Linked DNA regions of Homo sapiens: region 1 is linked to region 2. A link is a loop called in an ENCODE intact Hi-C map of the cell type or tissue named here. Cell type or tissue: K562. All regions are shown on one strand. Each heading gives the region's core, and the rest is flanking DNA. Links, peaks and the distances in the headings are about the cores only.

What was found. Hi-C counts contacts between places; a loop is a spot of excess contacts. Peaks named below come from ENCODE experiments on the same cell type or tissue, not always from the same donor. Only the 100,000 strongest peaks of a DNase experiment are listed, where the experiment ranks them.
Region 1: a loop joins it to region 2, with 5 times the contacts of the local background. A loop is called at or near these places in 3 of 110 quality-filtered maps.

Annotation. Positions count from the first base shown.
Region 1 is chr2:174,343,349-174,359,795 of GRCh38, forward strand. It overlaps CIRSR (corepressor of RBPJ and splicing regulator), which reads right to left. Exons shown (of 10, transcript NM_004882.4): 8 at 8,271-8,377; 9 at 7,312-7,397; 10 at 4,674-5,824. The coding sequence ends at 5,149. Among named protein-coding and RNA genes, the nearest start is that of SP9, 17 kb to the left of the region's middle. In K562, for the core only: a CTCF peak has its summit at 6,851 (motif pointing left); a DNase peak (open chromatin) is centred at 6,853.
Region 2 is chr2:174,540,422-174,556,868 of GRCh38, forward strand. It overlaps LOC124906097 (a long non-coding RNA gene), which reads right to left and starts at 7,602. Exons shown (of 3, transcript XR_007087309.1): 1 at 4,362-7,602. LOC124906096 (a long non-coding RNA gene) reads left to right here. Exons shown (of 4, transcript XR_007087308.1): 2 at 5,966-6,117; 3 at 6,683-6,827; 4 at 6,948-9,658. RefSeq lists an enhancer at 13,590-13,729. In K562, for the core only: a CTCF peak has its summit at 6,688 (motif pointing left); a DNase peak (open chromatin) is centred at 6,710; H3K4me3 peaks cover 1,016 bases; H3K27me3 peaks cover 108 bases.

The DNA.
Region 1 (16,447 bases), core at 3,167-11,166, 200 kb before region 2:
TGTGTGTTTGCATCTCCAGTTAAGGAAAGGGTTTCAGAATGTCCGTGGGGACACGTCCCTCCAGGGCCGGCTGTCGAGGACCCGGAAAACCACAGCCCCTAAGAGTTCCAGATTTTCCAAGACCCTTATACTCTCTTCCTGTAGAATTTCATACTGGGGGTTTTGCATTGTTTTGCAGGCATGTAACCATTTCTGGGTGATTCATTTATCTATAAAGGAAATGCAAAGTGGCAGGGTGTCTGCCCCAGTCCGCATTCTGCTTGCAGATTGCTGACGAAAGTTGATATCTTCATGTTTGTCCCAGGAGCTTCATAAAGCGCCCTCTTCACCTGTGGAGCCCGAGCGACCAGAAAAATTCGCTCGCTTTCCTAACTGCTGAAGGCGAGTCCGGCCCGCGCGGGGGACTGCGCCCGAGGCCCGGCAAGCTTAGGCGGGGACTAGCAGGGCCCTCGGCGGGCGGGCCCCCAGCGAAAAGGCCTGAGAATTGCTTCTGGGGGGTGGCTTGGGCCAACGGGGGCGAGGGAGCCGCGCAGAGGGCAGGCCCCGACCCTTCCCCGCCGCACCTTGTGGGTCGGGTGTTGGGCGGCCTCCTGGCGCGGGAGGCGCATCTGCTAGGAAGGGTGTGCGCTCCCCCCTTCTCGGCCTCCCCATTTCGGTTTGGGGTGTTTTCGCAAGGTTGCCAGACGGTGCATCCAGAAGGAAACCACCAGAGCACGCAGGGGGGCGTCGCCTCAGGATGGGAAGGGGCGACCTCAGCCAGGATTCATCCCATCACCCTACTCCACCCCCATTCCGGCTTCCTTTAGGTTTAGGGCGACGTCCTCCTGGGAAGCCCTGCTCTGTCAACCCAGGAGCCCTCGGACCTCCACTTCTGTCCACCCCCTCGCGAAGCCCTTCAAGCCCAAGGGACTGGAGAAAGGCGGCTCCGGGGCAGCTCGGGCCGGAGGGTGCGTTTCTTTTCATTCCAGGCAGCTCTCCGCGTTCGTCCCGCACATCTTCGTCATTACTGCTACATTCTGGGCATTCTGGGGGTGATAAGTGTGGCGTGAAGGGAGGAGAAAGGGGAAGGTGCTGTGGAGTTACCTCTTCCTTTTCCATTAGCAGGAACCGGGTTTTAGGAGCCTCGATCAGGTAGGAGAGCTTTCAGAGGCCCCCGCTTTCCCAAACCTTAGTTTCCCCGGTCTGACTTGTTCCTCACAACTTTTTAAAGGTCTTTCTCCTTTTTGATCAGAGAATGCTCCCAAGGCCTGCAGGTATTGCATGCTTTTATCTCTTTTCAAGAAATGATAACTATAGCAGAGCTTTTCTTTTTCAGAAAACCTAAATAAGATTTTTAAATATCCTTCAGCTGCTGAAGCTAAAAATGCTACTTTCTTCCTGGTCTTACGTCCGGAGTGTGGAGTTGCGGCCCTCCAGAGCTACCTCCACCAGCGTCTTGGCCCAGTGGTCATTAGGTAAGGAGAAGAGTGAAATGGCTCAGGTGGATTTTGAACTCTGAGCTTCAATGCCAAAGCATACGAAATGTTCAGTGATTAAAACTGGGAAACGCCTGCTCCCAGCAGCGTGGAATGATTTGATTCACTATCAGCAAGCAGTCTCATGGAAGAACAGCAAGAAAGGTCTCTTCAAGCCTTTCAGATGAAAAGCTTTCTTAAGATTACAGCCCTATGGTTCAAAACAAGATCTCCGCTTCACAATGCAAGGTAAGCAGACCTGCCACTATGCTGCAGAAACCTCTGCCCATTTTGGCCTTTATTAAAATAAATTATGACTAATTTACCACAGAGACGTTCAGATAAACAAGTTCTAACCTAGCAACTTGGTATTTCCTGATTATTTATAAATCGACAGCACCTCCTACAGGAATTAATTTGTTAGTGTTATGTTAAATGTTAGGTTAGGGGAAAAGTCCCTGCGAAGGCAGAGGGAGAAATGCCTCCAAAATGTGTCCTATGCCTCGTGCAGTTCCAGGCTCATGGATAAATAAGAAACTTGTAAGTGTGCCAAGATTTTAAAGGAACTTCTCTATTAAGGGTAAGAATGACAAATTTCACCAGGCTGGTTTTCTAAAAAATATCCCCGTTGAGGACTTTTGTTTGGGTTCTTAAGTCGTAGATTTATTAAACGTGGAGGATTCTTCTTAGGCTTTAGGTACGTAGAGGAATCTCTACACGTACTAGACATCCCTTTTATTATGAGGTTCATCTTATGAGGTTCATCTCCTTGGTCTCTACCTTATATTTCAAAACAAAAGTAGAATTACATGTCCAATATTTTTATTTTAAAAAATTATTTTCCATCATTAGGGTATGTGGAACACATTAACTGAGCCTCTTTAAAGCTATTTGTTATCATGGTATGATTTTGTGTGAAAATGCCTCTCTTCCGTTTTTAAGTTTACAGTTAGAATGGTAGTTCGTTAGGGCTTTTGAGCACCCTTGGGTGACCAAGGCTGAAAGCCAAACAAAATGAACATCTTCCATAACTACATGGAAATTTTTTCTCAGAATTAGATGGTTAAAAATATTGGAGATTTTGGCAGTACTTTATAGTTTCTCAATCCTAACAATAAGGATAATTAAATCAGAGACTAAAAAAAATCTCATGGCCACTTTATAAAAAGTGGACCACATTGGCCAGGCATGGTGGTTCACGCCTATAATCCCAGCACTTTGGGAGGTTGAGGCAGGCAGATTGCTTGAATTCAGGAGTTCAAGACCAGCCTGAGCAACATAGCAAGATCTCATCTGCATTAAAAAAGTGGACCACGGTTTGTGAGTCAAATGAAAAAAGTGTAAGAAATAACGTTTTAAATTCATTTTTAATTTTAGGATGCATTTCAGCATTTCTCTTCATGAACACTGTATTGCTTCAGAAACCCTTTAAGGTAGTAAGTATTGCATAGGTTTTGACATTATAAAAATTATAAAGTCTAAAAAGGCATAAGGTAGAAAATAATCACTGCAACACTGATGAACTCAAGGTGTAAATTAGCAGTGTTTACCAATTTCAAATGCATGCTTTTTTTTAAGTGAAGAAGGGATCTTTGAGGTGCGCTGTAAGTTATTTAACAATACTGTGGAAGGAATTCAAGTTCCTCCCCGCCCCACCCCCACCCTGCGTCTTAAAAATCTAAATAATCAAGGGTTGTTTACCTCTTCACTTAAGTTTTTCTTAGAGGACACTTGTTTTGTGTGTGTGCACAGACAAGTCAAAGACATAATCAGATGATGTGGAGTGGTTTTACTTCTTTCAAATGTTACTCCTACAGAATTTATGAAATTGTGACTGCCAACTATCAAAACCATCTAATCAGTATTTGTTTTGTATTAAATAGCAGATGGTTAAAAAATATAGAACACTGATAAAAAAACTTGTGTCCAAGATGTGAAGTTATGTTTTTTGGAACTGCATGTTACTTGTGATTTGTACCAGTTCTTTCTGTAGTTTTCCTTTACCATATCCTTTGAAACACAAGGGAAAATTTGCAGCTAAATTTAAATATGCCTTATATACCTATACTGGTGAAATATCAAAACAGTTTGCATTGTTTCATTTGAAAATCTACCCCCTGCCCCCCGCCACGGACCACTGGTACGATCAACCAGGTATGAAGTAAAATCTTTAATAGTTGTATGCCAGTAATAGAAGGGCCAATTGTGGAAGGCAGAATAATAGTCCCTCATAGATGTACACATCCTAACCCCTGGAACCTGTGAATATGTTACATTACAAAGAAAAGGGGAATTAAAGTTGCAGATAGAATTAACATTGATATTAAAATTGGGAGATTATTGCATGATTCTTCAGGTGGGCCTGATGTAATCACAAGGTCCTTAAAATTGGAAGAGGGATGCAGAATGGCAAAGTGTCAGAATGATTAGATTTGAGAAGGACTTGACTCCTCTCTCTTAGCTTTGAAAACAGAGGAGGGGGGGCCAGGAGCCAAGAAATGCAGGCAGCATCTAGAAGCTGGAACAGGCAAGCAAACATATTTTCCCCTTGAGCCTCTAGAAGAAACACAATTCTATTGACATCTTGACTTTAGCCCATGTCAAACTTCTGACTTCTAGAACTGTTAATACAGCTGGACTGTTTTTTGTTTTGTTTTGTTTTGAGATGGAGTCTTGCTCTGTCACCCAGGCTGGAGTGCAGTGGCGTGATCTTGGCTCACTGCAACCTCCGCTCCTGGGTTCAAGCAATTCTCCCACCTCAGCCTCCTGAGTAGCTGGGACTACAGGTGCGCACCACCATGCCTGGCTTTTTTTTTTTTTTTTTTTTTTGAGACGGAGTCTCACTCTGTCGCCCATGCTGGAGTGCAGTGGCGTAATCTTGGCTCACTGCAACCTCCACCTCCCAGGTTCAAGCGTTTCTCCTGCCTCAGCCTCCCGAATAGCTAGAACTACACTGCATGCCACCATGCCCAGCTAATTTTTTGTATTTTTAGTAGACACGGGGTTTCACCATGTTGGCTAGGCTGGTCTCGAAACTCCTGACCTCAGGTGATCCGCCCGCCTGGGCCTCCCAAAGTGCTGTGATTACAGGCGTAAAGCCACCGTGCCTGGCCCCGTTGGACTGTTTTAAGTTTGAGGTAATTTGTATACCTGCACAGAAAACTAATATTATCCAAATGTAAACAGCTTATTCTATAGAACAAAACACCTAAAGGGGGCTTAAAAGTCTTAAAGATTTATTAATCCTTAATTTATACTAATGAATTTGAATAATTATTACAATTCACTTCAAGCAAATTCAAATCCTAGAATAACAAATTTGAATTGAAAAAAGTAAATTATACCCATTCAATGTACTGTCATTCTTTTAATGATGTTTCAGAACAAAGAAAATGTCACAGAGTTATATGCGGTTTTTATCTGGTATGGGGAACAAGAAACAGTTACCAACAGAAAATATTTCCACAGCCCCAAAATAGCTTACTTACAAATATTTGCAAAATTCATTCTTATAGTACTCATGTAGTTTTGTACTTGAATTGACAGTCTAGAGATGAAAAATTAAAATTGAGCTTTTTTATTAGAAAGACAACAGTACATAATTTACCCCTTGCTAAAGGTATTCAATAAAAAAGTGGAGATATTTTTATTCCCAGGTAATTGTCACATACAGTCTTTCTTCTCTACTTCTGCTTCATTCTCTTTGTGTCACTTTAGTATGTGTACCTCCTGGGTGCTCTCTGTACATTTTTTCTCCTCTATACAAGTCTGTGCCATGGCTTCTGCTGTCATTTCTTCTGCTTTGCTCTTCACCAGGATTTCGCTGTGCCCGTTTCCTTGTCTCCCTTTGCTTGTAACTACCAGGACTTCTGCTCCGGCTTCTCCGGCTCCTTTCCTCCCTGCCGTGGCTTCTGCTGCTCCCCTCCTTTCTTTCAGAGCCTCTCTTCTCTGGGCTATGTTTATGGGTTCTGGACTTTTTGTCAGAATCAGAATGGCTCCATTTGCTGTCCTCCCTAGAACTCTCGTGTTTTAAGAACCTGGGCTTTTCCTTGGCTTTTTCCCGGTTATGGTGACTGCTAGAAAGTTCTTCATGAAGCTTTCTCTTCTTAGACTTGTCCTTCTCTTCAGAATCACTGTTGTTATGCCCTGAACACTTGTTTTTCTTTCTTTTCTTCCTTTGTATTTTTTTTTCTTTATTGTTACTCTCACTCTCACTACTGCTTTCTGAAGTCTCAGTAGAGGAAGAGGAGGAGGAGGAGGAAGATGAGGAAGAAGAGGACTTATGTTTTTTGTGTTTACTTCTGCTCTTCTGAAACTTTTTCTTTTTTCTATCTTTTTTCTTTTTTTTCTTCTCCAGTCGATCTAATTTCCTGTAATTGGGAAATAAACAGTAACAGACTGTGTGAAAAACAGTTATTTCATCAACTGTAAGTTATGAACAAACAATATATTTTCTTAGAAGTTATTAAAAATAGTATCCATGGCAGAGCGCGCTGGCTCATACCTGTAATCCCAGCACTTTGGGAGGCCACGGCGGGCGGATCACAAGGTCAGGAGTTCGAGACCAGCCTGACCAACATGGTGAAACCCCATCTCTAGTAAAAATACAAAAATTAGCTGGGCATGGTGGCACCTGCCTGTAATCCCAGCTACTCAGGAGGCTGAGGCAGAAGAATCGCTTGAACCCGGGAGGCGGAGGTTGCAGTGAGTCAAAATCATGCCACTGCACTCCAGCTTGGGCAAAAGAGTGAGACTCTGTCTTAAAAAAAAAAAAAAAAAAAAAAAGAACTGGTATCCATATATGAACGCATTGTTTACTAAATGACAACTCATTTTCTTCCTTTAAAATTATTCAAAGCGTGAATACATTAAATTAAAAAATTAAATGCATCAAGCCAATTTTCTGACTATACTTCAATAGTAATGACTACTTTTTTGTTAAATTCTTACTGAGTTGAAATTATATAGCACTCTAAAGGGTCATCCTAAAGAAAGCCTGTGAAAGGTGTGTAACATCAGTTGGAACTACTAAAAAAGCAAATATATAGCTATAATCAGATGAAAAATTAATTTTATGTACTATTTTATAGTATATAAATATTAATCAACGTTATCAAAATTCAAGAGAATATTCTCCAGAAATTCTGAGTAAGAGTACACATTAAACTTCTGAAATATTGGTTTTATAAAATAATATAGTTAATACTTGTTTTCAACAATTGTTTAGTTTTATAAATAGGACAATCCTATTAAAACATTCTGAATTTCTAGAGTACTTCACATTCTTGGAGGAGTAACTTGTTTATATGGTATGTTTGAGTTACTCTGAAAATAAGTCTCTAGGTTCTGTCTAGCCATTCTCAAAACTCTACATACTGAAAGCATCATGAGCTCCCTCTATTGGACCCAGCAGACATTTCTTGGATTCTTTTAATTCAGAGGTAGTCTGTTTAACAAAATTCACGTTTACCTTAAATTTAAGCATTCTTTCTGCATTCTCATAAAATTTTACAAAACATTTTAAAAATGGCCAAAAATGTTTCCTAAGAACAAATTGTGTGCGAAGATACACACAAATCTATTTTGAAAAGTAAAAGCTATAAATAAGTCTAATTCTAAATTAAACATTCTGAAAAGTGCAATCGTTTTGTGGTACAATCTGAGTATACAATCTTACACTCATTTCCATGTTACTGAAAAGACAGACAAAATTGTATTAGCTATGGGTGAAGAATAATCAATAAATGTGATGCATGGTATAAGGACCTTCATGAGCTCTTAGGATCAGAGTTGAATACGATACTGAGATGAATACTAAGGAAAAAATAAATCTATTAAATATATACTTCTAAATTACCTGAGAAGTTTCTGTTTTTGTTTGGTTGTTAGTGACTTTAAAAATTCAACTTCTGGATCTTCTTCACCCTCACTTGCAACATACTCCTGAGTCAACAAAGATATCATTAAATTGCTAGATTTCAACACAAGGTAGTTAGTAGATAAAAAAGAAAACATTTATAAATAAGTTTTGTATCAGGGACACACTGTAGATGAATATGATATTTTGGATTGGGAAGTGGGAGAGAATTAAAAAATTTTTTTGTAGTCTCCCTGCCGAAGTGGATCATACAGCACTAAGAGGTTAACATGACTGCTTTGCCAGCATTAGGAAACTTTTCCAGGAAAAGGATGATAGACACACACAGATAAAATGTTTAGAGCATGACTTCCATTCTCTATCTCTTGAATGTTAACTCTTGCCAGTTTAAATACTTTATTTTTAATTTAATGAAATATAAAAAAGAAGATTATGAGTTTTACAGGAATGTCAAAATATCCACAATTTTAGCTTTTATTATAATTTCAACAGCACATTATCAAATATATAATAATATAGCCCTTCAAACTCAATCATTTTCTGGATCTATGTATAGTTTAATAAAATAAATAAGTTTAAAATATTTTCTACAATTTTTAGGAGTTTTTACATACTTCTAACCATTGGTTCTATTTAATGTCATATCAGGGGTAAGTTAGCAGGAAGGAAAAACCAACAACCTCATCACCAGTTCAGTTAGATATTTTATCCACATAAACTCAGAGGAGCAGTTTCATTTATTAAAATACAGGTTTATAAACAATTTCTCATTTAGATTAAAATAATAAAGCAAAATCAAAACACATTTTGGGCATTTTCTTTGCTCTATCTTACTTTCCTATGGATATATGCATATTGGAAAACATTAAGTAGCAATTCACAAGCAATCACATTTAGATTTATAGACATTTTCAGCTTACTGATAAAAAGATCATTACCTGTGATGGATCATTTGCGGTCAAGTTTCTCCCCAGTACATTTCGTTTCAGTGCAAACCCACTGTTTCTCATCTCCGCTATTAGCTCCGAGGGGTGCATCGATGGCCCTGTTCACAAAAATCACAGTTTGAATGTATCATTTATATCTCTCTACCTTTTTCGGACTCCACAGTAGGAATGCAGTTGAAGCTTTGTTAAGTAAAATCACAGCTAAATCAACTCAATAATCTTCTGCTGAGCAAATAATCAGATATGATTTTCTAAAACAGCAGTCTGGAGATTCAGAATAGAAAATAATTGCATTTTTCTTTACGTGCAAGGGGAGTCTTCTTATGTAACTTTGTCATATTGAAAAAGATACATTTAGATGTTATCTGGTTGGCAGTTTTTAGTATAAAATCAAAGCAAAATATTATAATAAAAAACTACAATTAAACTTTTAGTAGTTATTCTCTCAGTAAGAGTTCATTTAAAAGATGTATTTTTAAAGGTACATGAGGAATTTATCATCCTTATTTCCAATTCAAAATTCCTCATCCTTATTTGTCAAATAACAATACTGAATACATTGCCAAGTGGTTGCTAATCACACACACACACACACACACATACACACACACACACACCTATGGGTAACCACCAAGTACTTTAATTAATCTTGCTTTTATTCCCAGATTTCAAAATTTTTAATTACTAGCTTGGGTTGCTAACAAGCAGTTTTAGGCTGGCTATTGGTATGTATGTTTTATATTTTTTTACACTACACTTCCACTTTTGCAAAATCTCAGACTGAAAAGTGAGCTTTTTGTTTCCCAAATATGAACTAACAATAAATTTTAAAAATTTTCAGCTGGGAGTGGTGACTCATGCGTGTAATCCCAGCATTTTGAGAGGCAGAGGCGGGAGGATCACTTGAGCCCAGGAGGCCAACTTGGCCAACATGGCAAAACCATGTCTCTAAATAAATAAATAATTTTTTTTTAAAGGTTTGCCCCCTGCCCTCAAACATAAGGTTTATGTAAGGTAAGAGAGACTCTTATCTCATTTTGTATATTCCTGTTTCATTTTGTTTTCCCTGCAGATAGCAAACTAATGACAACATTTCATGGCAGCTATTTAAAGTTGCCAGCCTAAATCACCTACACTGGCTTAAATGACGTACTCCAGCTGATGTGTCTGTCACTTAGGGAAGAATGAGACAGTTACTGCCAAAAAGGAGTTCATACGGGAGGGTAGGGGGATAGAAAAATATTCAGAAATGAGTTCTTTAGTTTGCTGGTTGAATACTTTGTCTATTTCTTTTTACTGCTTTGTTGGTCTTTTACCACTTATTTGCGCACTCACCTGCATATTATCATGGAAAGCAAAAGGCAATCAGTTCAAATTTGTTTACCTGTCAATAGCAGATGTGGTTAAAAATTTGGTGAGAAAAACTCAGTTATAAGATAATATATTTTACTGGACTTTCCAGGCTTTACCATTCCATTCATATTGCGAAGAACAACTGTAAGTTTGCCCTAGGTACTAGGGAGATGATGGGGAAAAACTGTCTATTATTGGAGTATGGGGGAAGTTATTAATGATGTCATAGTTTTAGGAAAAAAAGCCTTATTTAGTTAAAAACAAACAAAAACACCTGTCTTATATTAATATTTCATTTTAAACCAAGAGGGTTTTTAATTTTTTTCTTCTATACAAAATGTTTAATTCCTATGTATTACTTTAATGGCCCTTTAATTATTCAGTCTGGTTGTTAACATTGATAATACAATCTTAAATAAAATTGAATTTTAAATATTAATACTGGTTGCCTCTAAATGGCATAGAGGTGCTCATACAATTAAGAGCTTTTTGTGTGTGTGTGTGTGAGATGGAGTCTTGCTCTGTTGCCCAGGCTGGAGTGCAGTGGCACGATCTCGGCTCACTGCAACCTCCGCCACCTGGGTTAAAGCAATTCTCCTGCCTCAGCCTCTGGAGTAGCTGGGATTACAGGCAACTGCCACCATGCCTGGCTAATTTTCGTATTTGTAGTAGAAACGGGGTTTCACCATGTTGGTCAGGCTGGTCTCAAACTCCTGACCTCGTGATCTGCCAGCCTCAGCCTCCTAAAGTGCTGGGATTACAGCCGTGAGCCACCGCGCCCGGCTCAATTAAGAGCTTTAAATGAATAATAGAATGTTTACTTTGGTGGCTTCTCAAATTTCACATGTAGGAACTTAATTTTATAAAGTAGAAAATGTCTCTTCTGAAGTGTCAAAACTACATTTCCTTGTCAACAATTTTATTAGATATCGAATGAATTCAGACACCAAACTTGTTAATAATTAGAATAAAAACCACTCCAATAAAGGGTCACAAAGCTTGGCCATCATGATGAGAGGTTATACTAATTTCATCAGTTTTCATCACAAGATGGGTAATTTTAATAAGATGTTATAGAAAGCATGCCTTCTTTACAGTACTTCCAACTATGTCAAGAAAATGATGTATTTCCCCAGTGTTACAGAGATTATACAGACTATTAAACAATCATTACTCTTCTAGCATTTATATTTTTCAAAAATCCCAACTGAAAACTCTGTGTAGTATATAAATTTAGCACACTTTCACAATGTATGACTGTAAATAGAGTGCTTAGTGAAGTGCTCGACAAATAGTACTTAATAAAGAGTAACAACTATTATTTTTACCAGTACCTATTCAACTTTCTTATATAAGAAATTGTCTTTTTATAAGATATATTATATATGTACATATATTACTTATATATGTACATATATATTTTATATATTATATATAATATATATTATATGATATATATAATATATTATATAATATAATATATAAAATATATATAATATATATTATATTATATAAATTATATTATATATATCATATAATATATTTTATATATTATATAATATATATTATATTATATATATTTTATATATTATATTATATATTATATATATCATATAATATATATTATATTATATATTTTATATATTATATAATATATATTATATATTTTTATATATTATATAATATATATTATATATTTTATATATTATATAATACATATATTATATATAATATAATATATATTATATAATATATATTTTACATATGTATATATATTATATATATATATATTTTTTTTTTTGGTAGAGACAGGGTTTTGCCATGTTGCCCAGGCTGGTCTTGAATGCCTCAGCTCAAATAATACACCTGCCTAGGTCTCCCAAAGTACTGGGATTACAGTTGTAAGCCACTGCACCCGGCCACTATCCAAATTCCATGACTATCTTACGGTACTTTTCATAATACAAAAAAATGCTCTTAGTAGTAATACTTTTCACAATGCAGTCTTATTCACATTTTTTTTATACTTAAACCTTCTCCTATCAACCAAAGTTCTGAGTTTAAAGTTCTAGGTTTAGGAGATGAAACAAGTCAGGTTTAATCAAGATATATTTAGCAAGTATCTTTCTACTTTCACATTATTATGACAGAGGCTACGTAGAGTTACACTGACAGAAATGACTCCAGATCTTTTGAGAACTCAAAATTTGGTTGATAAAATAGATGATTACAGATACGTTGATAAAATAGATTACACAAATATGTTCAAATGTAAAATAACTACTTTTATGTATGGTGCCTTAATAATTTCAATTATAGCTGGAGTTGGATCTTAAAAATTGTTTGGCTTATTCTTAAATTTGTCATGGTAGAATAATACTAGAGAATTCAGAAAGAAGGCATTTGTTCTAAAATGCAGATTTGTGAGGGCTCCTTTCTAGATCATCTCAGCCAAGCCTTCACAGCATTGAAAACCAATGTTCCCACTTAGAAAAGCAGGTCCACTGAAGAAACTGCTTTCAACATTCATTTATTTTACAAACTTTTCTTTGCTGTGATATGGATAAGTATCAAAATACCAATTGTGTACAGTTCCATGTTCTGATTAGACCCAGGCTCTACTAGAAAAATACCATGAAATCGAGTCTCAGGAAAGAAAAAATTCCTAGAAGGTAAATTATGCTATACAAAATTATGTGTGTAAAGCGCTTAATCTACTCACTAAGAGTATTCATTTTTACAGAACAAAAACAATGAAAGGTAAAAAAAGAATGTCCTGTTGTAAAATAGGTATTTTATCAAAGAATAATATATAAACTCAAAAGTTCTGGCTATGAGGAAATGGCATACAACTGACTCCACAATTATAGTATGGCAGTCCCAGGGGAATGCCACAAATGGCATAGGAGGGAGACTAAAGCTGAAGTCAAAGACACTTGTGTTTCACTGCAAACACTAGGTCCATCTGCTCCATTCGAAGTTCATCATTCTTTTCTTTAGCCAGGATGGTCTTGATCTCCTGACCTCGTGATCCACCCACCTCGGCCTCCCAAAGTGCTGGGATTACAGGTGTGAGCCACCACACCTGGCCCATCATTCTTTTCAAACAATGCATTATCACCTACAATTTTATGGTATTAAGTAGGAGAAAAGGGGGCAGTGAGTTGTAGGTTAGGTAAGGCTGAATTAGAAATGCCTTTCCTGGCCAGGCGCAGTGGCTCATGCCTGTAGTCCCGGCACTTTGGGAGGCAGAGGCGGGTGGATCGCCTGAGTCCAGGAGTTCAAGACCAGCTTGGGCAACATGGTGAGACCCTGTCTCTACAAAAAATACAAAAATTAGCTGGCCGTGGTGGCGCACATGCCTATACTCCCAGCTACTAGAGAGGGTGAGGTGGGAGGATCACTTGAACACAGGAGGTTGAGGGTGCAGTGAGCCTGTGATCTCACCACTGCACTCCGGCCTCAGCAACAGAGTGAGATCCTGTCAAAAGACAGACAGAAAAAAAGACAGACGGGAAGGAAGAAGGGAAGGAAGAAAGAAAGAAAGAAGAAAGGAAGGAAGGAAGGAAGGAAAGGAAGAAAGAAAGGAGAAAGAAAGGAAAGAAAGAAAGAGGGAGGGAGGGAAGAAGGAAGGAAGGAAGAAGGGGAAGGGGAAGGAAAGAGGACAGACTGACTGACTGGCCTGTCTCTCCTTCTCCCAAATTTAATATATTATGTACTTAATTTATAGGATGCCACTGTTGGCTGAAACTAAATTGCTACCCTAAAGTGAATATAGTTTTGCTTCCTATTACAGTGATGATCTATTTTTTTTCCCTTCTCATTGTGTGTGTGTTTTAATTTAACTTTATACTACGGAAAATTGCAAACCTACATCACATAGCTTCAACAATTAACAATATTTTGTCATTCTTGTCTTAGCTATTACTTCCAAATTTATTTTTTTCATAGAATATTTTAAATAAAATCTCAACCTCAATACCTTTATTATGCTTCTCAACATTGATAATTTTAAAATGTCATCGAATAGTCAACATTCAGATTTCTCAAACTGTCTCAAAAGTATCTTTTTACAGTTGGTTTGCTCAGATTAGGATACAAACAAGGTCCACATATTGTATTTGATTTATAGATCTCTTTTAATCTAAAACATTTACCTATCTTCCCCTCCCTATTGTTATTCATTTGTTAAAGAAATTGGGTAATTTGTCCTGTAGATTTCCCACATTCTGGACAGTGATGCCATTTAACATGTTTCTCTAGCTCTTATATTTCCTATAAATTGGTAGTTAAGTCTAGAGGCTTATTATTAAATTATTTTGATATTTTATACCACATACTTTGGGGGAATATATGGCAAGTTTTGTAAAGTTTGGATTTAGGAAAATGACACCTGAAAATACACTTCTGGTTAATTAAAACATGTTTCTAGCTAAAGAAAAAGGAGGCCAAGACTACTTGTATGTTCTTGTAATCACTTTCCCATGTATTTATTGCAGTCAAACTAACAGTAATATAACCATAAAAGTTGTTTTAAAATAAACCCCAACATTATCACAAATGAAAGAAAGTACAATCTTCTGTCCCTTTTTCTTTCCTAAAGTTAAATTGGCTATATCTAGCGAATAAGCCAGTCCCTGTCACTAAATGTAAAAAGGACAGTTAGACACTAGTTAGAGTATGTGATCAGGAGGGAGATATGTGTCTAATGGGACTTATCAAGAATTATCTTACACTTATATTTGATTACTAATATTACCATAACCTTTCTGCTTTTAAGAAAGCTTAAAGTTATCTTTTAAAAAGACTTAAAAAAGGGGCTCAGTAGGAACATGCAGCATAACACCCAGGAAAAAAAGTGAACAAAGCTATTAATAAAGTGTGTGGGTGATTTTTATTTATATAGATGTGAATGTTTTATGTATGATTTTCTAAAGGTTATGCAAGAACCAACTGTACTGAATTGTAATAAAACTGCTCCATACTGGGAATTTTCCTGACACACTGCCAGTTCATCTTAGTGGAGGCTGGAAACATAGGGTTTCTTATTGCCCTCATCCCAAGTTCATACTGAAGACAGCTAATTGATGTCTATTGAAACACACAATGTAAAGGAAAAACTAAACATTTCGTTTTAGTCTATGTGTCTGGAAAGTACACAAAGGCAAAGAAATATGAAACTGTCCTTATTGTATGCTAGTAAAAAAAATCACTGTTTATTAGAAACTTTGCCTTACACAATGAAGATATTTTATTTTTATTTATTTTTATTTTTTTGAGAGGGAATCTTGCTCTATCGCCCAGGCTGAAGTGCAATGACACCATCTCAGCTCACTGCAACTTCCACCTCCTGGGTTCAAGCGATTCTCCTGCCTCAGCCTCCCAGCAGCTGTGATTACAGGCGCTGGCCACAAAACCCGGCTAATTTTTGTATTTCAGTAGAGACGGGGTTTCATCATGTTGGTCAGGCTGGTCTCGAACTCCTGACCTCAAATGATCCACCAGCCTTGGCCTCCCAAAGTGCTGGGATTACAGGCGTGAGCCACTGTGCCCGGCCTAGAATGAATATAAAGATATATGACTTATATGTAATTACTTATATTTTCAACTTAATTTATATGCAAATATTTTAGTGATGATATATCTGGCAATAATAGTTAATTCATAGCCCTACAAGACTACAAAAAATCATTTGTGCTGTGATGAACCTGAAGTATTAGAAGTTAGCATTATTATTACTATTATTTTTTGAGACAGAGTCTCAGCCTGTTGCCCAGACTGGAGTGCAGTGGCACAATCTCAGCTCACTGCAACCTCTGCCTCCCAGGTTCAAGCAATCCTCTTGCCTCAGTCTCTCAAGGAGCTGGGATTACAGGTGCACGCCACCACGCCCAGCTAATTTCTGTATTTTTAGTAGAGATGAGGTTCACCATATCGGCCAGGCTGGTCTCGAACTCCTGATTTCAGCCTCTCAAAGTGCTGGGATTACAGGCGTGGGCCACTGTGCCCAGCCCAGAAGTTAGCATTATGTTTTAAATGAGTTATGGGAATATGAATGCTCTTGAAAAGTTAGGCATCCATGAGCCTCAAAAACTTGTTGAATCAAAGAAATGAGATACAAAAGAGTACCTACTGTATGATTTCACTTATAAGAAGCTCAAGAACAGATAAAATTCATATACTGGATTAGGAATTAGAAAAATGGTTGTGGGAGGAGAAGGCAGCCTGGAAAAGGACAGAAGGGCATTTTCTAGGGTGATGGCAATGCTCTGTATCTTGTCAGGGATGTTGGTTACCTGGGTGTATACATTTGTCAAATTCAAACTCTACATTTAAGACCAGTGCATTTTACTTAAAAAAAAAAAAAAAAAAGAGATTTTAAATCCATAAACAGTGATTACTGAGTGACTATGGTACTGTAGCCACTCATTATATCTATATATTATATATCTCTCTATGAGAAGACCTCTGCATAGGGAATTCAAACTTACATATCCCAAGTATATAACTTAGAAAATGGTTTAAAAAATTAGTGTGTAATACCAGTTAGAATGGCGATCATTAAAAAGTCAGGAAACAACAGGTGCTGGAGAGGATGTGGAGAAATAGGAACGCTTTTACACTGTTGGTGGGAGTGTAAACTAGTTCAACCACTGTGGAAGACAGTGTGGCAATTCCTCAAGGATGTAGAACTAGAAATACCATTTGACCCAGCGATTCCATTACTGGGTATATACCCAAAGGATTATAAATCATGCTACTATAAAGACACATGCACACTTATGTTTACTGCAGCACTATTCACAATAGCAAAG
Region 2 (16,447 bases), core at 3,488-11,487:
TGCACTCCAGCCTGGGCAACAAGAGTAAATCTCCGTCTCACCAAAAAAAAAAAAAAAAAAAAAAAAAAGTTATGCTTAGGACCTCATTGGATAGAATTAACATTCTATAACCTATAACACTTATTTCAATGGGGTTAAGTTTACTTGGGGGTACTTAGCATAGGATAGTCAGGAAGACTTTTCTGCATTTTCTTATAATAATGATGGTGATATCAGAAGTTCTCACTTCCAGCCTGCTGCTGTAAGTACTCCCTTGAGACATCCTTGACTGGGTGACCTGGAGGAAGCAGATGGACTGTTCCCAGGAGCCTGAGGTGCACATCACTGTCAGTTTCTGCCCTGGGCCATGAAATCCCAAACTGAAGTCCATTGGCCCAAACTGGTGACTGAGTCACACAGGATTGTTTACCTGACTTTCCCTCTTTTCTTATTTTTATTCTTTTCTCATCTCTTGTGTAAAAAAATGAAATATACTTTGGGAGGCCAAGGCAGGAGGATTGTTTGAGTCCAGGAGTTCGAGACCAGCCTTGGTAACACAGTGAGACCCTGTCTCTACAAAAACTTTAGAAATTAGCCAAGTATTGTGGCATGTTCCTGTAGTCCCAGCTACTCAGAAGGCTGAGGCAGGAGGATCACACAAGCCCAGGAATTCGCGGCTGCAGTGATCCATGATTGCGTCACTGCACTCTGACCTGGGTGACAGAGTGAGACCCTTTCTCTAAAACAAAACAAAAACAAAAAAACCAAATGTATAAAAATTGTTATTTCAAAATAAAAACAGAATTGTATAAGGAACGCCCAGGTACACATCACCCAGCTTCCCAACTATTATTCACAGCCAGGCATTTCCTACCCTCACTTCCTTACTTCTACTGGACTTTTTGGAGACATTTGAGGTAAATCTCAGATGTCATATTTCTGCTATAAATATGTCAGCATGTGCCTCTAAAAAATACTAACTCTTTTAGAAGACATAACCACAATACCTTTATCCTTTCTAAAAATATTGACAATAAGTCCTTAATATCATCAAATATCCAGTCAGGTTTAAATTTCCTCAATCATTTTATAGGTGTCATTTTACAATTACTGTGTTTGAATCAGGATCCAAACAGGGTCCAAACATTAATCATTTTAATCTATAAATGCTCCTTCTCTTAAGTACATTTTAATCTAAGATGCTCCCTCTCCTTTTTTTTTGAGACAGAGTCTTGCTCTGTCGCCCAGGCTGGAATGCAGTGGCACAGTCTCAGCTCACTGCAACCTCCGCCTCCCGGGTTCAAGCGATTAACCTGCCTCACTCTCCTGAGTAGCTGTGATTACAGGCGCGTGCCACCATGCCTGGCTGATGTTTGTATTTTTAGTAGAGACAGGGTTTCACCATGTTGGTCAGGCTGGTCTCGAACTCCTGACCTCGTGATCTGCCCACCTCAGCCTCCCAAAGTGCTGGGATTATAGGCATGAGCCACCGCACCCAGCCTCCTTTTCTGTTATTCACTAAGCCAGGTCATTTGTTCTGGATTTTGCTGACTACAACCCCATGGTTGTGTTTAATAAGTTGCTTTCTTCCCTGTACTTCCTGTAGGTTGGGTGTTAGATCTAGAGGTTTAATCGGATTTGATTTGTGTTTTTGGCAAGAACACTTTATAGGTGGCATTGTATACTTCTGTAGGAAGGCATTTTGCTTATCTCTTTTTTTGTGATGTTAGCAGCAATTAATTATCACTGTCTAGAATATTTTCTTTCTTCATTTTTGATCACCCCTCAACCCAACCATCAAGTTACACACCCCTTCAGACCCCCTCCTCACACCAACTCTCTCCTTTGTACTGTTTCAACTGATTAGAAAATGATTTACTTGAGGCCGGGTGTGGTGGCTCATGCCTGTAATCCCAGCACTTTGGGAGGCCAAGGCGGGTGGATCACCAGAGGTCAGGAGTTTGAGACCAGCCTGGTCAGTATGGTGAAACCCTGTCTCAACTAAAAATACAAAAAGTAGCCAGGTGTGGTGGCGCATGCCTGTAATCCCAGCTACTCTGGAGGCTAAAGCAGGAGAATCACTTGAACCTGGGAGGTGGAGGTTGCAGTGAGCTGAGATTGCGCCACTGCACTCCAGCCTAGGCAACAAGAGTGAAACTCCATCTCAAAAAAAAAAAAAAAGTAAAGAAAAAGAAAATGGTTACTTGGTTCTAAATTCATTTCACAGATACAGTCTCCATGGGAAATAAACAGAATGCTCATTAACCTTCAGTGTATGTACATAGAGTTTTCTAAGTTCCCACTTACAGCAGCTATTTTTGGCTGTGTCCTGTTTTAAGTGCTGGTAGGGCCTCCTCCCACTATAGGGGCTGATCAGCCACTCACTATTTGAAGCCTGGGTGTTTTCTGGGGAGCTCTTTCTCCTCATCATAATGAGGACACTCTTGTCCTTTGGCCTTCAGGTGATGTATTAGGAAGTTATTAGAGCTGCAGTGGCCCTCTTCTGACCATAGAGGCAAGCTTTAGGATTAAAACCGATGTGCCCAGGATGATGGGTTGAAATGTGGAAAGAGTCTAGGTCCTCAGTAAGACACTGAGTCACTGAATTATTAAATAGGAGAATTGGAATTTGTGAATTTTCTCTCTTGCAACAAAACAGTTCCCGAGTTTCAGACTGAATGTACAAGCTTAGCAAGCAGAGCCAACCTGCAAATGCCCTACCTCCACACTTCTTATTCTAGGGGATTATGAATTTAATCTACTTTAGTTGATTACTTGCAGCTGCAAACAACCAAGCAGACACAGTGATTAAATACAAATAAATCTATTCTATGTTTCTGTTTACTATATATTTAAAGCTTTGATGGAGAGAAGAAGCCAATGGAAACTGACCTTGAGTTTTCCATAAAACTGAACTCTTCCTTGATGACCCTAATAGAGCTAAAACTATGATTGAGATTGCACAAAGCATTGAATCATCAAAAGTAACGTATTATGATGTCATATATTAAATAAACTCAGCTTTTGGTAGGATATAAGTTGAAAAAGCACACAGCAACTTAAAAGTGGAGATGGAGGCTTAGAAACTTCTATGTTGGTGAGAGGAGGTGGAATTAGAATATTTTCCAAGGATTATTCTCAAAGCACATAACTGAGAATTGACTTTGAGTGTTGGCAATAAAGGAAGACTTTTCTCCTATTACGATATGCTAGACATAACATTCTTATTAAAGTAAGGAGGAGAATTGGAGTTTCTGAATCTCCTCCTTTGCAACAAAACAGCTCCCCTGTTTCAAATTGAATGTACAAGATTAGCAAGCAGAGAGATGAAGATTTAAGAAAAAAAGTATGGGCTGGGTGCAGTGGCTTACACCTGTAATCCTAGCACTTTGGGAGGCCGAGGCTGGAGGATGGCTTGAGTCTAGGAGGTCAAGACCAGCCTGGGCAACATAGCAAGACCCTATCTCTACAACAAATACAAAAATTCACCGAGTGTGGTGGCGTGCACCTGTAGTCCTAGGGACTTGGGAGGCTGAAGTGGGAGGATTGCCTGAGTCTGGGAGGTCAAGGCTGCAGTGTGCTGTGATGGTGCCACTGCACTCTAGCTTGGACAACAGAGCGAGACCCTGTCTCAAAAAAAAAAAAAAAAGAAAGAAAAAGAAAAAAAGTATGATGTTCAAAATCTATTTAAGAGGGAGCCATAGAGCTTGAGAAAGCAGAGGATAGCTGATGATCTGCCCTGTTCTTGCTCCTGCTTCTTATATTTTGCATTCCCACATTGTGTTGTATGGAAGCAAAACATCATTGTTTTACTGGTGAGTAGATTGCACCTTTCTCCTTGCAGACAAGGTGGTGACAGCAACCGGTTCCAGGAAGCCCCTGGTAACAACCCTTCTTTGTGTTGTGTGAGGAAGCTATGGCTCATAAGTGACCTCAGCAGATTTCCCACCCACTACGCTGGGTCCCTCAACTCACAGAGACTCATTGTTAAGGGCTTTCACTCTGAACAGCTGCTGGCGCTTGCTGGCTTCATTCACTATGAAGATGGTGATCAAACACCCCAGATTTCAAATAATCTGTCCTATGATCAGACCATGGGTCAGCCCATTTGCCCTGGTGTCTGATTAGGAAAGTATGATCACTGTCACCATAGAACAACGCCTCCCAACTTCTCTACCCACTTGGATGTTTTCCCCACTCACTTCATTGTTTTGGATATCACTTTAGATTGTGGCCCTTCTCTTTCTGCCAGAAGCAAAATTCCCCCATGTGTCTACAGTAGAAATGCCCTCTCTTCAGGGATCATGCCTGAAATTCCATTTCGTCAATTAAAATTAGACAAAGTATGGCAGGAGCCTAGCTCCCTTTGAAAAGCTACCTACCTAATCAGTATTCCAAGTGATTTAAACGTCCATTATCACAATAAAGTTCAAAGCCTTTAAAGATGCATGAAGTGATGCATTCAAGCAGGTGAACATTACTTGTCTTGGAAAAGTCACTGGAGGGTGGAAGGCAGGGTTAGGGTTCAGCTTTTGAGATTAGATAAGAGCAAAGAGCAACTTCAAAACTCCCTGGGGGCAGGCTTGCTGTCACCAGTGGTGGGGCAGGCAGTGGGCTTACTGTTCTCTCTGACACTGTGGCTTGTGTGACCAGGGCACAGAATATGTCAGAATCTTGGGTATCTTCTATGGTACTTAGCCCCGTGAGTCAGATACACCAGAGGTGCTGAGGGGATGCTTGTAGACTCGCTTTTACAGATAACTTTCACGTAGATCTAATGTGTGTGGCACACCAGATCGATGCATTTGCAACCACCTTCCTGGTCCACAGCGTCAAAACATGCCTGAAATGCCAAGAAGAATGTTTGTATTTGAGCATAATTTTTCAGGGAGGCAGTGCTTTGATTTTCCTGATTTTTTTGTGTTTCATTTTTTTAACCTGACTATGTAGCAAGAATATTAGAAATAAAATTTAGGAGAGGATAGACAATCCTTGGGTGTATGGAGACAGGGAATGGCTCCCGGCAGCTGAATAAATAGCATGCATGTATCTGGCTTTCTGGGCCCTACCCAAGCCTTTTTACAACTACCAGGTGTTTTATAGACACATTTTTCTATGAAGTAGTCAAACTGTAAACAGCATGAATCCTGAATGATAATCGTGTCTTAATAATAATAAAAGAAAGAAAATAAGAGACAAGCATCACGATTTTCCCAATTGAAATGTCTTTTGGTTTTGCCTTTGGTGGCACAGGGTCAAGGGTGTGGGGGCATTTGTGTGGCATTCACTATTCTTTCAACCTGTCCTGATTATGGAACCCTTTAAGGTCCGTCCACTTGGAACCACGGTGCTCTGAGAGGACGCTGAACTCACAGCAGCCCACACACAATTCCAGTGATACTACTGCAATGTTTTGTACACAGAATCTTAGGTTTGTTGGGTAAATGTAGCATCATATTTTGTTTTAGCAATTTGTGAACAGTCTTGCTTCTCTTCACACTTATAAGCTCATCAGGCTAAGGATTAAATCGTATGCACCCAAATACCTCTTAGTATACAAACGTCTGCACTCAGTAGCGTTTCTGGCTGAGCAGGTGGAAGAAGGGCCACGTTCGCCAATGTCATGAGGGGCCAGCATCTTTAACCTTCACGCCCACATCACCAGCCTTGCCTTCTTCACAACAGAAATGTTGTCCCACTTCCTTTCCAGGTCTCTCAGATTCATGGTACGAGTTGGAAAGAGACCTGAGAGATTATTTAGGCTAAACGTTTCATTTTATAAATGACAAAATTAGGGTTGAGCAAAATGTGGTGATTTTGTCTGTGCAAAGCCAAGAAAAAAAATTAGAGCCTCTTAAAAGTCATTTTTCCCCTGAAATAAAGTATCTTCATTTCACTGTTAAATATATGTCCTCATGTAGTTGCTATAATCAACCACTTCTCAAGAAAACTCTAAAAGCTGTATTTCCCATATGACACATTTCAGAATATTACATAAGAAGCTCTCACCAAGACACCAAGGTAAAATATATATGACAAGCCAAAGACAGGTGCCATAAAAAAATAAGAAATCTTCAAAGGGGAAAGAAATTCCAAAAGTGGCAACATGACACCACTCATTCTCTGCCTACTTTCGAGGTAAGACGATGTTGAAGTTCTGAGGGGGCTCAGTAAATAACACCTCTCTTCCCCCTCCAGGTCCTGCACAAATTGAAAACATAAAAGGTAGCAGATGGACTCAAATGCCACCTTCATGACTGAGGTGCCAAGCTGGAGGGCAGGAGTTGCCCTCTGGTCCTGGTTTAGGCTGACCTTCTGAACGGGGCCTGAGGGCAGGACCACACGGGCAGGGATCAGAAAGGAGCTGGAGGAGAGCTCAGAAGGGAGGGCGGGCCCAGCTCTCTTGGCGGCCAAGGAAAAAGCCTGGCATGTTAGAGCTGGTGCAGGACTCTCCAGGGTGACCGAGCCACCCAGAAGAGGGAAAAGCCATTCTCCATAACAAAAAGTCAGGACCGGCTGAAAGCCCCTCCCAGCCCTCCACCCTCCTTCGGCGGGGCTTCTTTCTGAGCTTTGCCCCATCCCTGCCCCGTGCTGGTGACTGGTGTTTGGCTCCCTCCTAGAGAAAGAGATGGGCCTGGGTTGGTTGAGAGAGAAAGAGAGAGAAAGGGAGAGACAGAGAGAAGGCTTAGCTCTTGTCCAACAGGGCCACCTAGAGGGACTCTCAGGCTTGAGCGGGAGAAGCAGAGTTTTGAGGCAGAGCTGATCAAGGGAACCTCAACAAACAACCCCAGCCATGGAGGCGGCGGTGTCTTTGAAGACCCCATGAGAGCATCAAACAAGGGAGAGAGGTAACTTTAAATACCACAACCTAGCCCAGGAAGAAAGAATGGGCCCTCTGAGACGATCAATTAATTAAGAGCTTTTCTCCCTTTCTCCCTCCTCCTCCTCCTCCCTCTTCCTGCTTTGAGCCTGGAACAAATCATGGTAGTAAAATGGCGGCAGAGAGCTAGTAATGTGTCTGCAATTGGTGGGTTCTTGGTCGCACTGACTTCAAGAATGAAGCCGCGGACCCTCACGGTGAGTGTTACAATTCTTAAAAGTGGCGTGTCCGGAATTTGTTCCTTCTGATGTTCGGAGTTTCTTCCTTCTGGTGGGTTCGTGGTCTCGCTGGCTCAGGAGTGAAGCTGCAGACCTTCGCAGTGAGCGTTACAGCTCTTAAGGTGGTGTTTCTGGAGTTGTTCGTTCCTTCCGGTGGCTTCATAGTCTCGCTGGCTCAGGAGTGAAGCTGCAGACCTTCGCAGTGAGCGTTACAGCTCTTAAGGTGGTGTTTCTGGAGTTGTTCGTTCCTTCCGGTGGCTTCATAGTCTCGCTGGCTTCAGGAGTGAAGCTGCAGACCTTCCTGGTGAGTGTTACAGCTCTTAAGGCGGTGCGTCTGGAGTTGTTCGTTTCTCCCGGTGGGTTCGTGGTCTCGCTGGCTTTAAGAGTGAAGCTGCAGACCTTCACGGTGAATGTTACAGCTCATAAAGGCAGTGTGGACCTAAAGAGTGAGCAGCAGCAAGATTTATTGCAAAGAGAGGAAGAATAAGGCTTCCACAGTGTGCAAGGGGACCCCAACAGGTTGCCACCGCTGGCTTGGGCAGCCTGCTTTTATTGTCTTATCTGGCCCCACTGACATCCTGCTGATTGGTCCATTTTACAGAGAGCCGAGTGGTCTGTTTTGACAGGGTGCTGATTGGTGCGTTTACAATCCCTGAGCTAGACACAAAGGTTCTCCACCTCCCCACCAGAGTAGCTAGATACAGAATGTTGATTGGTGCATTCACGAACCCTGAGCTAGACAGAGGGTGCTGATTGGTGTGTCTACAAACCTTGAGCTAGATACAGAGTGCCGATTGGTGTATTTACAATCCCTTAGCTAGACATAAGGGTTCTCCAAGTCCCCACCAGAGTAGCTAGATACAGTGTCGATTGGTGCATTCACAAACCGTGAGCTAGACAGAGGGTGCTGATTGGTGTGTTTACAAACCTTGAGCTAGATACAGAGTGCTGATTGGTGTATTTACAATCCCTTAGCTAGACATAAACGTTCTCCAAGTCCCCACCACACTCAGGAGCCCAGCTGGCTTCACCCAGTGGATCATGCACCCAGGCCACAGGTGGAGCTGCCTGCCAGTCCCACGCTGTGCGCCTGCACTCCTCAGCCCTTGGGTGGTCGATGGGACTGGGCACCGTAGAGCAGTGGGCGGCGCTCGTCGGAGAGGCTCTGGCCGCGCAGGAGCCCATGGAGGCCGGTGGGGGAGGCTCAGGCATGGCGGGCTGCAGGTCCCCAGCCCTGCCCGGCGGGAAGGCAGCTAAGGCCCGGGGAGAAATTGACCACAGCAGCTGCTGGCCCAGATGCTAAGCCCCTCACTGCCCGGGGCCGCAGCCGCTCCGAGTGCCGGGCCCGCCAAGCCCACACCCACCCGGAACTGGCACTGGCCCTGGCCCACAAGCACAGTGCGCAGCCCCGGTTCCTGCCCCTGCCTCTCCCTCCTCACCTCCCCGCAAGCTTAGGGAGCCGGCTCCGGCCTTGGCCAGCCCAGAAAGGGGCTCCCACAGTGCAGCGGTGGGCTGAAGGGCTCCTCAAGTGCCGCCAAAGTGGGAGCCCAGGCAGAGGAGGTGCGGAGAGCGAGCCAGGGCTGTGAGGACTGCCAGCACGCTGTCACCTTTCAGTAGGTGGACGACAAGAAAAGATGTCTCCCGCCCCTCTTTACCTGGCTTCCTGGCTGCAGAAGGCCCCACACAGGTGAAGGGAGAAGCTTCAACTTGAAATCTGGTTTTAAGAATTGATTATGGGCCAGGAGCTGTGGCTCACCCCTGTAATCCCAGCACTTTGGGAGGCCGAAGTGGGCGGATCAAGAGGTCAGGAGATTGAGACCATCCTGGCCAACTTGGTGAAACCCTGTCTCTACTAAAAATACAAACAATTAGCCGGGCGTGGTGGCAGGCGCCTGTAGTCCCAGCTACTCGGGAGGCTGAGGCAGGAGAATTGCTTGAACCCGGGACGCGGAGGTTGCAGTGAGCCGAGATAGCGCCACTGCACTCCAGCCTGGGCGACGGAGCGAGACTTCATCTAAAAAAAAAAAAATTGATTATGACACAAAACTAGATATTCTAACTTCTCAGTTGAGACTGTTGGAGACTTAGAGTGACTATAGGACTTTTTATTACTTAAGAGTGATTAAAACGAGTTGTAAGATTATGGAGATTTTCATTCTGGAGCAAGAGAAGAACTTTTCCCCTATTGAGTAATCTGAAAAGGACAGCGGGAATCAAAAACAAGGTTGCTTTCTCCTTTGAATATATTGTTTTCTTCTTCAAATCTAAAAATCTGTTGATTTCATGTTTTCCCTTTTATTTCTCTAACCCACTGAAATGTGATTGCTTCTGGTATCCCTAAGTTTATCAAGCATACTACTAAACCAGCATTTGGGACATTAAGAACACTGGACACTCCAACTAACCAGGGGCTGAATCCTACTGACTGCACTCGCTATGTTTTGTCCAGGTGGCACGGTGCCTGGGAAGCAACTGCAGGGCTGTTCCTCCAGCAGTTTATGAACTCAAGAAGTAAAATGAGAGGAGAACCCAGGGGGCACCAGGCTGCTGCCTCTTGGTTTTGGTTCAAAAAAAAAGAAAAGAAGAACAATGATAAATGTATTACAGTCAGTAACCGTTTCTGATTTACACTCAAGGTGGTCTTGCTATGATCTCAAAGCGCTCTTCCAGCAAACAGCACTGCTATTAAAACCTGTTGGTGATACAAATTGTTTAAGAATAAAAATCGGCTGGGTGTGGTGGCTCACACTTGTAATCCTAGCACTTTGGGATGCTGAGGCGGGTGGATCACCTGAGGTCAGGCGTTCAAGACCAGCCTGGCCAAGATTGTGAAACACCTTCTCTACTAAAAATACAAAAATACAAAAATTAGCCAGGCATGGTGACGGGCACCTGTAATCCCAGCTACTCGGGAGGCTGAGGCAAAGAATTGCTTGAACCTGGGAGGCGGAGTTTGCAGTGAGCTGAGATTGCACCACTGCACTCCAGCCTGGGCGACAGAGCAAGACTCTGTCTCAAAAAAAAAAAGAATAAAAATTAAAAACACACACAAGAAAACAAAGTAAAACTTGTTGGTGAGTAAACCGAATGAAATATGTTAAATCTCTGTCCAATCCTGTCCAAAGTCAGGCAGAGGAGGCCAACTTGAGTACTTATCACCATCTCCCAGCACCTTTTGTTGTTTGATTAGAATAGATTCCCTCTGTAAGACATTAATGATTTCCAAGGCTGCTTTAAGAAGTTTCTTTGTTATACGGGAAGTGATTGAGAACTGGCAATCATGAATCTGGCTGTCTCTGCTCAGGAGCTTAAAGACTGTTCTGATGACGATAATTACATTTTTATGAATATCCTGCCTAGAGAGTAACAATTTTACTATGTCAAACCGCACCACACAAAGATGCATCAATTTCATCTGCAATGAAAAATAGAGCCTAATAGTACAGTTATATTTATATGATAGTCAAACATCAAGATGTAACGTAAGTGCTTCAACTAAAAGAATTCCGATCATTATTTAACCTTGAGATGATTAAGGTGAAAGCTTGTCAGCTTCCATGAATTACTTTTTTCATGATTTTTGCTGTTTTGGTTTGATTTTTAAAAATCCATAATTAACATTTATTAACATTTGGATTCTACTCCAACCTCCATGATGTGTGGGCAAGGGAAAAACAACAACAAAAAAGATCCATAGATATGATTAATGGTCAAAGAGAGAGTATTAGGTAATTATAAGTCATAATTATGTTCTTGGTAAAATACCATACTAACTGGTTTTCTCCTTTCTCCTTTTCTCTGCTAAGTTTCTTCAACTATAATGCAAATTATGGACAATGTATTTAGGTTAGATGCTATACATACATATTAATTTAATACAAAGAAAACTGTTTCATTGTGATTGTGCACCAGAGCTATGCCAAGTGTGGTCTGAGAACCAGCAACATTAAGCATTACTCAAAAACCTGTTGGAAATGCAAATTCTCAGGCGTTACCCCAGATCTCTTGAATCCGAATCTGTAGCAGTGGGCACAGGCCCCCGGGACTCTGTGTTAACAAGCCTTCCAGGAGGTGCGATGAGGTGTGAGAATCACTGCTCCAGCATCTTGTAACTCATTCTCCCCTGGCTAAAGTGAAACATAGGTAAGTGTGGAGGCTGCAATCCCAGCAACGCTGTACGTGTTCCCTGTTAGCTGGAGGAGGGGGCATGTGTTCCTAGAAAGGGGGCCCAAGCGAACAGCCTGTTTTGGCCACGTCTCTTGAGTCCAGGTTCCTCTCCATTGGGTTTTCTCTTCTCTTTAAATCTCCTGAGGTCCCAGTGTGCCCCAGGCCATAGTTTCTTCCCATTACCAGTCATAGTTGTTGTTTAACCTCTGTGGTAGGAGGGGTGTTTATGATACTCCTCATCATGTGAGGACTTCCACCACTCTGAAGCACCCTGTTGGTGCTTCCCCTCTATCACTGAGACTTCATTTCCTTGACATCATCTTGAGCTGCTTAAACATTTTTCTTTTTCCCAGACGGAGTCTTGCTGTTTTGCCCAGGCTGGAGTGCAGTGACATGATTTCAGCTCACTGCAACCTCCGCCTCCTGGGTTCAAGGAATTATCCTGCCTCAACCTCCCGAGTAGCTGAGATTACAGGTGCCCGCCACCACACCCGGGTAATTTTTATATTTTTAGTAGAGACAAGGTTTCACCATGTTGGCCAGGCTGGTCTTGAACTCCTGACCTCGTGATCTGCCCACCTTGGCCTCCCAAAGTGTGCTTAAACATTTTTAACATCCGCCGTGATACTCTTCTATTTTTCTTTATGGCAGAAGTAACACTATTTACCTTTTGACAGCACAATGGACCAAAATTGTTTACCAGAACTCACCAGAAAGTGGCATGGAGAGGGGCCACACATTGCCAACACACTGAAAGAAACGCAGTAGAACACACACTCAGTACAGAGTGCTGATGCTCCCTGGCCGGGACCGCACAGTGCTGTTACCGTAGGAGTTTTCTTTGGCAGAGAGGATAGGGTAGCACGTAGCATGAGGGAAAAGTGTCATCAGAATTTGGTGACAGATAGATAGACAGATATAGAGATATTTTTTATTGTGGTAAGAACATAACAAAACTCACCATCTTAAATATTTGTAAGTGTATGGTGAATAGTGTTAAGTATATTCACACCGTTGTGAAACAGATCTCCAAACTTTTTAATCTTGTAAAACTGACACTCTATACCTTTTAAACAACTCCCACTTCCCCCCTACCCTTAGCCCCTGGCAACCACCATTTTACTTTCTGTTTCTATGAATTCGATTACTTTAGATAGCTCATAAAAATGAAATCATCCAGGCAGGTGCAGTGGCTCACACCTGTAATCCTAGCACTTTGGGAGGCCGAGGCAGGAGGATTGCTTGAGCCCAGGAGTTTGAGACCAGCTGGGCAACACAGTGAGATCCCCATCTCTGTTATTAAAAAAAAAAAAGAATCACTCAGTATTTGTCTTTTCTTGAATGGCTTATTTCACTTAGCATAATGTCCTCAAGGTTTACCTAATAGAAACATTTTTGAAGGAACGCATATTCGAGACAATAGCATTCTAATGAATCAGCACACATGGGACAGTGTTAAATGAAGTGAATCAGTATGACAAAAAGTGAACACCATCTTGGTGATTTAATCTTCGTATTATTTCATATATTCTTTTTTGTTTTAATTTATGCAGGCTTGGCTGGGTTTGGTGGGTCATGCCTGTAATCCCACCACTTTGAGAGGCCAAGGCGGGTGGATCATTTGAGGTCAGGAGTTCCAGCCCAGCCTGCCCAACATGGTGAAACCCTGCTTCTACTAAAAATACAAAAATTAGCCAGGTGTGGTGGCATGTACCTGTAATCTCAGCTACTCAGGAGGATGAGGCAGGAGAATTGCTTGAACCCAGCAGGCGGAGGTTGCAGTGATCCCAGATTGCATCACTGCACTCCAGCCTGGGCGACACAGAGAGACTTTGTCTCAAAAATAAATAAATAAATAAAAATAAAAATGAAATGGATGCAGGCTCCATCGTCTATGGAGATGGACTCATCCACATTATTTCATATATGCTATATATTTTAATACTTTTTTTGTTTTATTTTTTAGTCCAGGTTCCAGGCTTATGAATACATTGTTTTAGAGGCCCAGTGCAAGGGCAAAATCTTTAGAGTGGTGCTTCTGAAATCTGAGTGTGAATCAGAATGACCTTGAAATTTGTTAAAAATACAAATTCCCTGGGTTCCAAGAGATTCTAATTTTGGTAGGTCTGAGGTGGAGCCCAGGAATCAGCATTTAACAAGCACTCCAGGTGATTCTTTCCTTCTGAGAGACACTGCAAGTCTAAATCAGCAGGGTAGAGCAGTGCCTTTGAGGGTGAAGCAGTGAGGCTCAACCCCTTTCACAGGTGTTGTACCTTCTTTGGATCCTCCTGATGCATTGTATCTGGACTTTGAATAACAATTAATGTACTCTGCCTAGTTCTAGAGTTTCTCATGTCCTTGCCTCAGCCCCGCCCAAAGACCACAGGCTTCCTGAGACACAGGCATTTTGCAGTATTGACCTGCATATCCTCAGCTGGGTTTACCTCACGCCGTCTCTGTTGTGAGAAGATGCGCGATAATATTTGTCAAATGAATGAAGACAATAAGGACAGAAATCCAATGAAAAGAATGTGACTGAAAGAGTCAGAGAGGAATTTAGTCTTGGCCTGTGAGCCCAACAGCTGTGAGGCCTTAAGTTACTTCCTCTCTCAGGCCTTAGCCCTGTACCTGTGACATGGGGATCAGTTTCTTCCTCCTTCCTCTTTCTGAGGGCTGCTGTGGGGTACAAATGACATAAGGTATGTAAAAATGCCTGAAAACTGTGGAGCCACTCTTTTCAATTTTGTTGAATATGATTGTCTTTTTGCTTTACTGAGTGTTAGGTAGTATGATGAGGCAAAGAACACAAGGTTTACTTCTGGCTATTACCGAAAAGCGAATCCTATTATTTGGTATTTAAAAGAGCCACATGGCTTTTCCAACTCCAAGGAGAGTGACAAAGAAATTTAGTACTATAAATTTATGATAGGAATGGTAGAAATATCCTATAAATAATGAACAGTACAAAGGAAGGGAGATTCATAGGAAAGCAAATTAACTAGGCACACTGCAGTTTGATTCTGACATGGGGATTTCCCGTAACCTGTAACTGCTTAATGAAATGACTTCTGGCTTCTCTGAGATCACCTTAAAAGGTAGCAGGTATCTGATAAGATGAGCTGAAAAGCAAATTTATATAATATCCTTTTTAAAACTTCAAGGCAGGGATTATAACCACCCCCTAAACTGCAAAGAACCAAAAGAAGTTGGATCACATCCAAGAAGCAATGTGTCCCAGGTGGTAAACGCAGAGCCAGTCCACAGTCCAATGAGGAAAGTGAGGACAACGGAGCAAGTTTTCCAGGAAGCTATGTTTATTCAGTTGAGCCAACTGCCTCATTCTCAAATGAGGTCTTCCATTGTCTTGGCTCACTAAGGTTCTTACTTATAGGAAATATCGGTATTTTTTTAAACTGACAAATGAAAAGTTGACAATGATATTACTCCCCATTCAAATTTGATCAGGCAGCTTTGAGTTTGAATTCTCAATCCACTTAAGGCAAGTGGCTTGAGGCAAATTTCTAATCCACTCAGGCTTTGATTTCTCTATGTATAATGATACAAAGATTGGCAATAATATTTGTAAAAAGCCTAGCTCAAATTGTAGTATTGGTGGTGGTTATATGAAAAAGAATGTGTTGTCATTTAGATACATAAATTAGGCAGTGTCTTCTTTTTAAAATTTTTTTTATTGTTTTAAGAGATGGGGTCTCTGGCACCCAAGCTGGAGTGCAGTGGAAGGATCATAGCTCATTGCAACCTCAAACTCCTGGGCTCAAGTGATCCTCCTGCCTCAGCCTCCTGAGTAGCTAGGAGTATAGGCACATGCCACCATGCCCGGCTAATTTTTAAAATTTATTTGAGACAGGGTCTGGCTATGTTGTCGAGGCTGGTCTTGAATTCCAGGGCTCAAACAATCCTCCCACCTCAGCCTCCCAAAGTCTTGGGAATACAGGTGTGAGCCACTGTGCCTGGCCATGGTAGCTTGTCTTGATGGTATAAAATTACTGTTTTCATTACTGTGTTAGATGTTTTTTCATTTTCCCATGGTGGCCTCCTTTGGGACTGTCCATGCTTTTGCTCCAAGAGTAAATCTCAAAGGAGCAAGCATGAGTAGGAATTTTCCTTGCATGCACACAGCCAGCCAAACAGCCCTATGTCCGTGATGAGGTGCATTCCAGAACCAGTGGTAGGATGGGGTTGGGTTGTACCTACTAGCTGAAGTTTTTATTAGATGTAGAATTTAAACTCACACTTGGTTCTGGGTCTAGTATTTAAAAACTTCCTATTGTATTATGTATATCTTTGTATTCCTAGTGCTTAATAAATTATAGTTCCTCAACTACTGTTTGTTGATGATTTGAATAATGTACAAATAAATATCAGGGAGTACAACAGCTCCATTAAATCATGTGGGTTTTTCCAATTATTTGCTGCTATTTGTTTCTGGAACTGATCTGAAATAGATAGCATTTTGATGTGTGACCTTTAACTTACCAAGGCAGACAGAAAACAGGAAAAGGGTGGGAGTCCCTATGACTAAAACGTTTATGTTAAGTCCATGATGGATATTCCAGGTGTTCTGGTAGGCATCTTCCTGGCCAAAATTTAAGCTGAATTTGAGCGCAACGTCTAATAACGGCTGGACTTGTTTTCCAGGGACCTCAAAGGTATTTTCTTAGATAGGTCATGTTCTGGGGCTTTTGACTCTAATGCAATGTGGGCAATGCAATGACCATGTTATTTTAGAGACATTTACAGGTCACTCAGGGAGTATGAAGGAGGCAAACACTTTGGCTCTCTTATATCTGTCACTCACAGGAAGCTGGTGGCTTAAAGTTTTTAAGACATTTGTTTTGGTTGAGTTCTCCACCAGAAGTTGAGCAAGGCAGAATTGCAAGGGCAGGTCCAGGTTTTGTGATGTCTGAAGCTTTAGACAATATAAGTTGTCCTATTTAAGAAAGATAATATAAAATCATAAATAAAAAACTAGATATGAAAATGAGTATGTAACTTGAAGCCCCAGCTAGGCACAGTGTCTCACACCTGTAATCCTTGCACATTAGGAGGCTGAGGTGGGAGCCTTGCTCGAGGCCAGGAATTTGAGACTAGCCTGGGCAATATGGCGAGACCACCCCTCTTTACAAAAAAAAAATTAAAAATTAGCCAGGCATGGTTGCGCACCTGTAGTCAGTCCCAGTGA